Linked DNA regions of Homo sapiens: region 1 is linked to region 2. A link is a contact called in ENCODE Hi-C or POLR2A ChIA-PET data. All regions are on one chromosome and are shown on one strand. The core of a region is the stretch at or near the end of the contact, and the rest is flanking DNA. Distances in the headings are between cores, read along the strand shown. Region 1 overlaps VPS35L (VPS35 endosomal protein sorting factor like). Region 2 holds the start of IQCK-AS1 (IQCK antisense RNA 1).

Region 1 (3,043 bases), core at 312-2,811, 99 kb before region 2:
TAAAAAAATTTTTGTGGGTACTTAGTAAGTGTATATATTTACAAGGTACATGAGATGTTTTGATTCAGGCAGGCAGTGTATAATAATTACATCCTAGAGAATGGTGTATCCATCCCCTCAAGCATTTATCCTGTGTGCTACAAACAATTCAGTTATATTCTTTCAGTTATTTTTAAATGTACAATTAAATTATTGACTAGAGTCACTGTGTTGTGCTATCAAATACTAGGTCTTATTCATTCTTTCTATTTTTATTTTGTACGCAGTAACCATTCCCACTCCCCACCATGCCCCACCATTACCCTTCCCAGCCTCTGGTAACTATCCTTCTACTCTCTGTCTCCATGGGTTCAATTGTTTTTGTTTTTAGCTCCCACAAATAAGTGAGAACATGCAAAGTTTGCCTTCCTGTGCCTGGCTTAATTCACTTAACATAATGCCCTCCAGTTTCACCCATGTTGTTGCAAATGACAGAATCTCCTTTTTTATGGCTGCATAGTACTCCATTGTGTATATGTACCACATTTTCTTTATCCGTTTGTCTGTTGACGGACACTTAGATTGCTTCCAAATCTTGGCTATTGTGAACAGTGCTAAAACAAACAGGAGTGCAGATATCTCTTCGATATACTGATTTCCTTTCTTTTGGGGGTAAATCCAGTGGTGGGATTGCTGGATCCTATGGTAGCTCTATTTTTAGCTTTTTCAGAAACCTCCGAATTGTTCTCCGTAGTAGTTGTACTAATTTAACATTTGCACCAGCAGTGTGTGAGGGTTCCCCTTTTCTCCACATTCTCACCAGCATTTGTCGTTGCCTGTCTTTTGGATAAAAGCCATTTTAACTGGGGTTCGATGATATCTCATTATAGTTTTCATTTGCATTTCTCTGATCAATGATGTTGAGCACCTTTTCATATGCTTGTTTGCCATTTGTATTTTTTTTTTTGAGAAACATCTATTGAAATCTTTTGCCCATTTTTAAAATCTGATTATTAGATTTTTTTTCCTATAGAGTTGTTTGAGCTCCTTATGTTCTGGTTATTAATCCTTTATCAGATGGGTAGTTTGCAAATATTTTCTCCCATTCTGTGGGTTCTCGTTTCACTTTGTTGATTGTTTCCTTTGCTGTGCGGAGCTTTTTAAGTTGATGTGATCCCATTTGTCCATTTTTGCTTTGGTTGCCTGTGCTTGTGGGGTATTACTCAAAGAGGGGACAATATTCTTTACTACTGGGAATCTGAGTTCTCCTTTTTCTGTAGGTCTTTAAAAAAAAATCCGTTATATCTTAAATGAGCTTCCATAGCTCTTAATAGCTACAAAACAAAGTGTTACATGAAGTTGACATGATTATTCTGAACTTTAAACTATAAGGATAAACTGCTGTCACATGGGGTAGGATTTGATTTCTAATTACTTAAGATAAGATTGAGAAGTCTCCAGACAATATTTTCTATATGGGGCAAGTCTTCTGAGGATAGAACTAAAAATCTGCTTTGGAACCCTGCATGCCCCAACCTTTAAATAACTGTTTATTTTAGCTCCGTCCTTTAGAGTGGAAACTGGGCGGGGTGGGTGAGAGGAGCCAAGTTCTGGGGACAAAGCTGCTCTCTTTTTAATGAGGCATAATAATAGGCACATTCTCTGGGCCAGTCAGTAACAAACACATAAATAGAAAAAAATGGTCTTTCAAGTTGCTCTGAGCAGAATTTGCATTCCCACTGAGAACCTTGTTTCATGATATACTTACTTCACTGTGGGACTGCCGGAGGACTAAGGAAATGAACTGCTTAAAGATAGGGCCTAGGAGATCCTGTGGGTTCCATAAGTAGGGCCATGTTTTTCTTTCTTTCTTTCTTTCTTTCTTTCTTTCTTTCTTTCTTTCTTTCTTTCTTTCTTTCTTCCTTTCTTCCTTTCTTCCTTTCTTCCTTTCTTCCTTTCTTCCTTTCTTTCTTTCTTTCTTTTTTTTTGAGACAGAGCATTGCTCTGTTGCCCAGGCTCGGCTCACTGCAACCTCTGACCGACGGGTTCAAGTGATTCTCCTGCCTCAGCCTCCCGAGTAGCTGGAATTACAGGCATGTGCCACCATGCCCAGCTAATTTTTGTATTTTTAGTACAGACAGGGTTTCACCATATTGGCCAGGCTGGTCTCAAACTCCTGACCTCAAGTGATCGACCCACTGGCCTCCCAAAGTGCTGAGATTACAGGCGTGAGCTACCGTACCTGGTTGGGCCATGTCTTACTAGTGGTCACAAGATAGAAGACCCTGCAGGCTCTGACCCTTTCTGGAAGGTTTCTCTATCAGAACGGACATCAGGTGGCTTTTCCTCAAGCCCCATATTTAATGTCTCTCCCCAAAACAATTGAGATAAGTGGATTCATAGACCAAAATACGTAACAGGCTTAGAAAATAAGTGTTGGCCCAATGCGGTGGCTCACGCCTGTAATCCCAGAACTTTAGGAGGCCGAGTCAGGCAGATCGCTTGAGCTCAGGAGTTTGGGACCAGCTTGGGCAACACGGTGAAACCCCATCTCTACAAAAAATACAAAAATTAGCCAGGGATGATGGTGCACTCCTGTAGTCCCAGTTACTGGGGAGGCTGAGGTAGGAGGATGGCTGGAGCCCAGGAGGCAGAGGCTGCAGTGAGTCGAGATCACACCGTTGCACTTCAGCCTGTGCGACAGAGCAAGACCCTGTCTGGAAAAAAAAAAAAAAAAACCAGAAAAAAAAATAGTTGTTAATTAGTATGATTATGTTGGTCTCATTGCCACAGTTTATGTTGTCAACGCTTTCTCTCACTTTTTTTTCATCTGTTTGTCTACCTGCCCATGACAGTACCCTGTTCACAGTTGGGGCTTAATAAATGTGGAAGGGGTTTGAGTTTGGGGTTCAGGAGACAGCCAGGCAAAGAAGCTTCCAGAGCAGAGCTAACTTGACTCAGAAAGCTTTACAAGGAGTGTCTTTCTGTGACATGTTTTTTTTCCCTCTCCTTTGAAGAAGGAAGAGATGGCAAAACTCCACCATCCATCTTCAGACACATACTC
Region 2 (3,350 bases), core at 173-2,672:
GCTGCTCTGTCTATGGAGTAGCCATTATTTTATTCCTTTAATTTCTTTTTTTTTTTTTTTTGAGACGGAGTCTTGCTCTGTCACCCAGGCTGGAGTGCAGTGACGCGATCTTGGCTTACTGCAAGCTCCACCTCCCGGGTTCATGCCATTCTCTGTCTCAGCCTCCTGAGTAGCTGGGACTACAGGTGCCTGCCACCACACCTGGCTAATTTTTTTTTTTTTTTTGTATTTTTATTAGAGACGGGGTTTCACCGTGTTGGCCGGGATGGTCTCGATCTCCTGACCTCGTGATCCGCCCACCTCAGCCTCCCAAAGTGCTGGGATTACAGGCGTGAGCCACCGTGCCCGGCGGATCACGAGGTCAGGAGATCGAGACCATCCTGGCTAACACAGTGAAACCCCGTCTCTACTAAAAATACAAAAAATTAGCCAGGCATAGTGGCGGGCGCCTGTAGTCCCAGCAACTCGGGAGGCTGAGGCAGGAGAATGGCGTGAACCCTGGAGGCGGAGCTGGCAGTGAGCCCAGATGGCTCCACTGCACTCCAGCCTGGGCGACAGAGTGAGACTCCATCTCAAAAAAAAAAAAAAAAAAAAATCAGTTTATATCTGGCCGGGCATGGTGGCTTATGCCTGTAATCCCAATACTTTGGGAGGCCGAGGTGGGCAGATCACTTGAGGTCAGGAGTTCGAGACCAGCCTGGCCAACATGGCAAAACCCCGTCTCTACTAAAAATAAAAAAATTAGCTGGGCACGGTGGCACGTGCCTGTAATCCCAGCTACTCAGGAGGCTGAGGCAGGAGTATCGCTTGAACCCGGGTGGTAGAGGTTGCAGTGAGCCGAGATCGCACCACTGTACTCCAGCCTCGGGGACAGAGTGAGACTCTGTCTCAAAAAAAAAATTTAGACTCTCGGCTCTCAGTTGTCACATATTTTGCTTAAATCTTCCCTCTTTGAGAATACCAAGATGAATAGACCCTTGGCTGACTCTGGCAATTTTGAGAATTTTAAAAACCCCAGATATTAACCAGTTTTTTTTTAAATCTAAGATTACACATTGAAAGGAGAGAAACATAGGAAAACCTTGTTTCTTATTTAGCTTTCAAACCTGTGCCTGATTTTATCCGCTATGAAATGTATAGCCCAAAATTTATTGATTTACATATATTTTTCTAAGACAAGCTTCTTTGAGTATCATTCTCCAAGTTGCTGCTTTGCCTTGAAAAAAAATTTTCCATTTGTAATAACCAATGAAAAATAACCTTAAAAATAAGATAACTTCTCTAATAAGAATCCTCTTAGCTTTATTTATTATACAAATACCTTAATTTTAAATGGTGCTGATGTCCACAGGAAGCTCATGTAAATATACTGTGAAGGAGCAGTAGCGGTCATTTCAGCTGCACTCCACAGGAACAGAAACACAAGAGCTCTTGCTTTAACGGGCATTTATATTCTCTACATCCATGACCTTTCAAAGAGATGCCCAGATGCATGATAAAAATTAAAGTGATATTAATCTATTTGATGCAATGAATGTCTATCGAACACCTACCCAGTTCAACTGCACAGAGCTTGGTGCTGTGGAAAAAACAGAGATGAATAAAGTATGGCCCTGGCCCCTTGGGGTGGGGGGACATGTTTACAACTTGCTGTAGTTTCTGTAGTGAGTGTTGTAATTCAAATGTTAACAAAGCATTAAAGGGAAGTGGGGAAGCATGAGACCATCCACGTGCCCTTCCTGGTGGGCCTGGAGCCAGCCCAGCTGGGGCAGCGGCCAAGCTGGTTGGTGCCCAGATTTGGTCCAAGGCAAGAACTCAAATGCTGCATTCTTCTTGTCTCAAGTAGGAATAGTCAGAGAAGCAAGCAGGAACCAAAGTTCTTAAGGAGAACAAGGGTGGGAGCCGGGAAATATCCAATCCAGGTTGTCTCAACCTTGGCACTATTGACATTTAGGACTGGATAATTCTTTGCTGTAAGGAGCTGACCTGTGCATTGTAGGATGTTTTGCAGCATCTCTGGCCTCCACTCACTAGATGCCAGTAGCACCCTCCTACAGTTGTGACAATCAAGAATATCTCCAGACACTAGCGTATGTCCCCAAGGGGAATGAGGCAAAACTGCCTCTGGTTGAGAACCTCTGATTTAGTCCAGTAGTTTCAAAACTTTAAAGCAGCACTTTGGGAGGCCGAGGTGGGTAGGTCACTTGAGGTCAGGAGTTCGAGACTAGCCTGGCCAATGCAGTAAAACCCCATCTCCGCTAAAAATACAAAAATTTGCCAGGTGTGGTGGCACATGCCTGTAATCTCAGCTACTTGGGAGGCTGAGGCAGGAGAACTGCTTGAATCCAGGAGGCAGAGGTTGCAGTGAGCCAAGAAGGTGAAACGGGAAAAATTACCTTGTCCCCCTCGCAGGGCATGCAACAGGGGGATGTGGCTCGCTTTTTCAGTGCCCTGCTGCTCAAACCTCTAGGGGAGCATACAGGCAGGCAGGTTGTCGGGCTCCCACCCGATGGCGGTGTCTATAGGTGAATTTACAGCTGAAGCCCCAGTGGGCATATGTTACCAGGTGCTCTCTTAGTTTGCCATCTATAGGCGGTTTGTGTTAACCAGCTCAATTCACCCTCTACCTTGTTGCGAGGACAGAGGGATTTCTGTATCCCAGGTTCTTGCCTTTGTGTACCAGAGAAATCAGATCACACGTGGGCTTGGAGAATGAGTGCAAAGTTTTATTGAGTGGAAGTAGCTCTCAGCCGATGGAGGAGCCAGAAGGGCACCATGGTTTTTCCCATGGAGTTGGGCTGCTCAGCGGCCACAGCTTTCCTCCGACTAACTGCCCTGGCCAAACTCAGCCTCGTCCTGCCAGGTGCCTGTGCCTGCCGTGTGCTCTTCTGCTGGTGTGCTCCTCTCAACATCCTCTCCGTGAGCAGCTGCTTGTATCTTTTTCCGCTGAAGTGCTCCTCTCGACGTTTGGCTGCCTGGGTGTCTGCCCGCTAGGGTCTCGGGCTTTTATATGCCCAGGACGGGGGGTGTGGCAAGCCAGGGTGGTCTTGGGAAATGCAACATTTGGCAGGAAATGGCTGTTCTCATCTAGGTCCCTGGGGGTGAAGCCCTAGCCAGGGACCACGCCCTCCTCTACGGAGCACTTCCCCTACCCCCTTCTTCCCTTCCCAGCACTCCTGTATCAGTGGTACCACTGCACGCCAGCCTGGGTGACAGAGCGAGACTCCATCTCAATAAATAAATAAATAAACAAATAAATAAATAAAATAAAATCACCCAGGGAACTTTGGAAAATAGTGGTACCTAACTTCACCCAGAATGACTAAATCATAATCTTCAGGTATAGCCTG

Evidence for each region. Hi-C counts contacts between places; a loop is a spot of excess contacts on that map. ChIA-PET counts read pairs that join two places held with the same protein, here RNA polymerase II (POLR2A). Pooled maps may share reads with other maps.
Region 1: a loop to region 2 is called in a map of posterior cingulate gyrus, with 2.7 times the contacts of the local background. The contact joins the enhancer-like site here to the promoter of IQCK-AS1 in region 2. A Hi-C loop is called at or near these places in 2 of 168 maps with a recorded cell type or tissue (both posterior cingulate gyrus) and 2 of 50 pooled maps. POLR2A ChIA-PET finds 5 or more read pairs at or near these places in 2 of 52 experiments (Panc1 and T-cell).

The regions. Positions count from the first base shown.
Region 1 is chr16:19,665,035-19,668,077 of GRCh38, forward strand. All of the region lies in intron 26 of VPS35L (VPS35 endosomal protein sorting factor like), which reads left to right. Among named protein-coding and RNA genes, the nearest start is that of KNOP1, 52 kb to the right of the region's middle. Within about 2 kb of position 1,562, at least 5 of the 41 ENCODE cell types and tissues checked have a DNase peak (open chromatin) inside an H3K27ac peak, as active enhancers do.
Region 2 is chr16:19,764,648-19,767,997 of GRCh38, forward strand. IQCK-AS1 (IQCK antisense RNA 1) reads right to left here and starts at 1,423. Exons shown (of 4, transcript NR_188663.1): 1 at 1,322-1,423. The region is part of intron 6 of IQCK (IQ motif containing K); the gene reads left to right. RefSeq lists enhancers at 2,441-2,941, 2,942-3,350.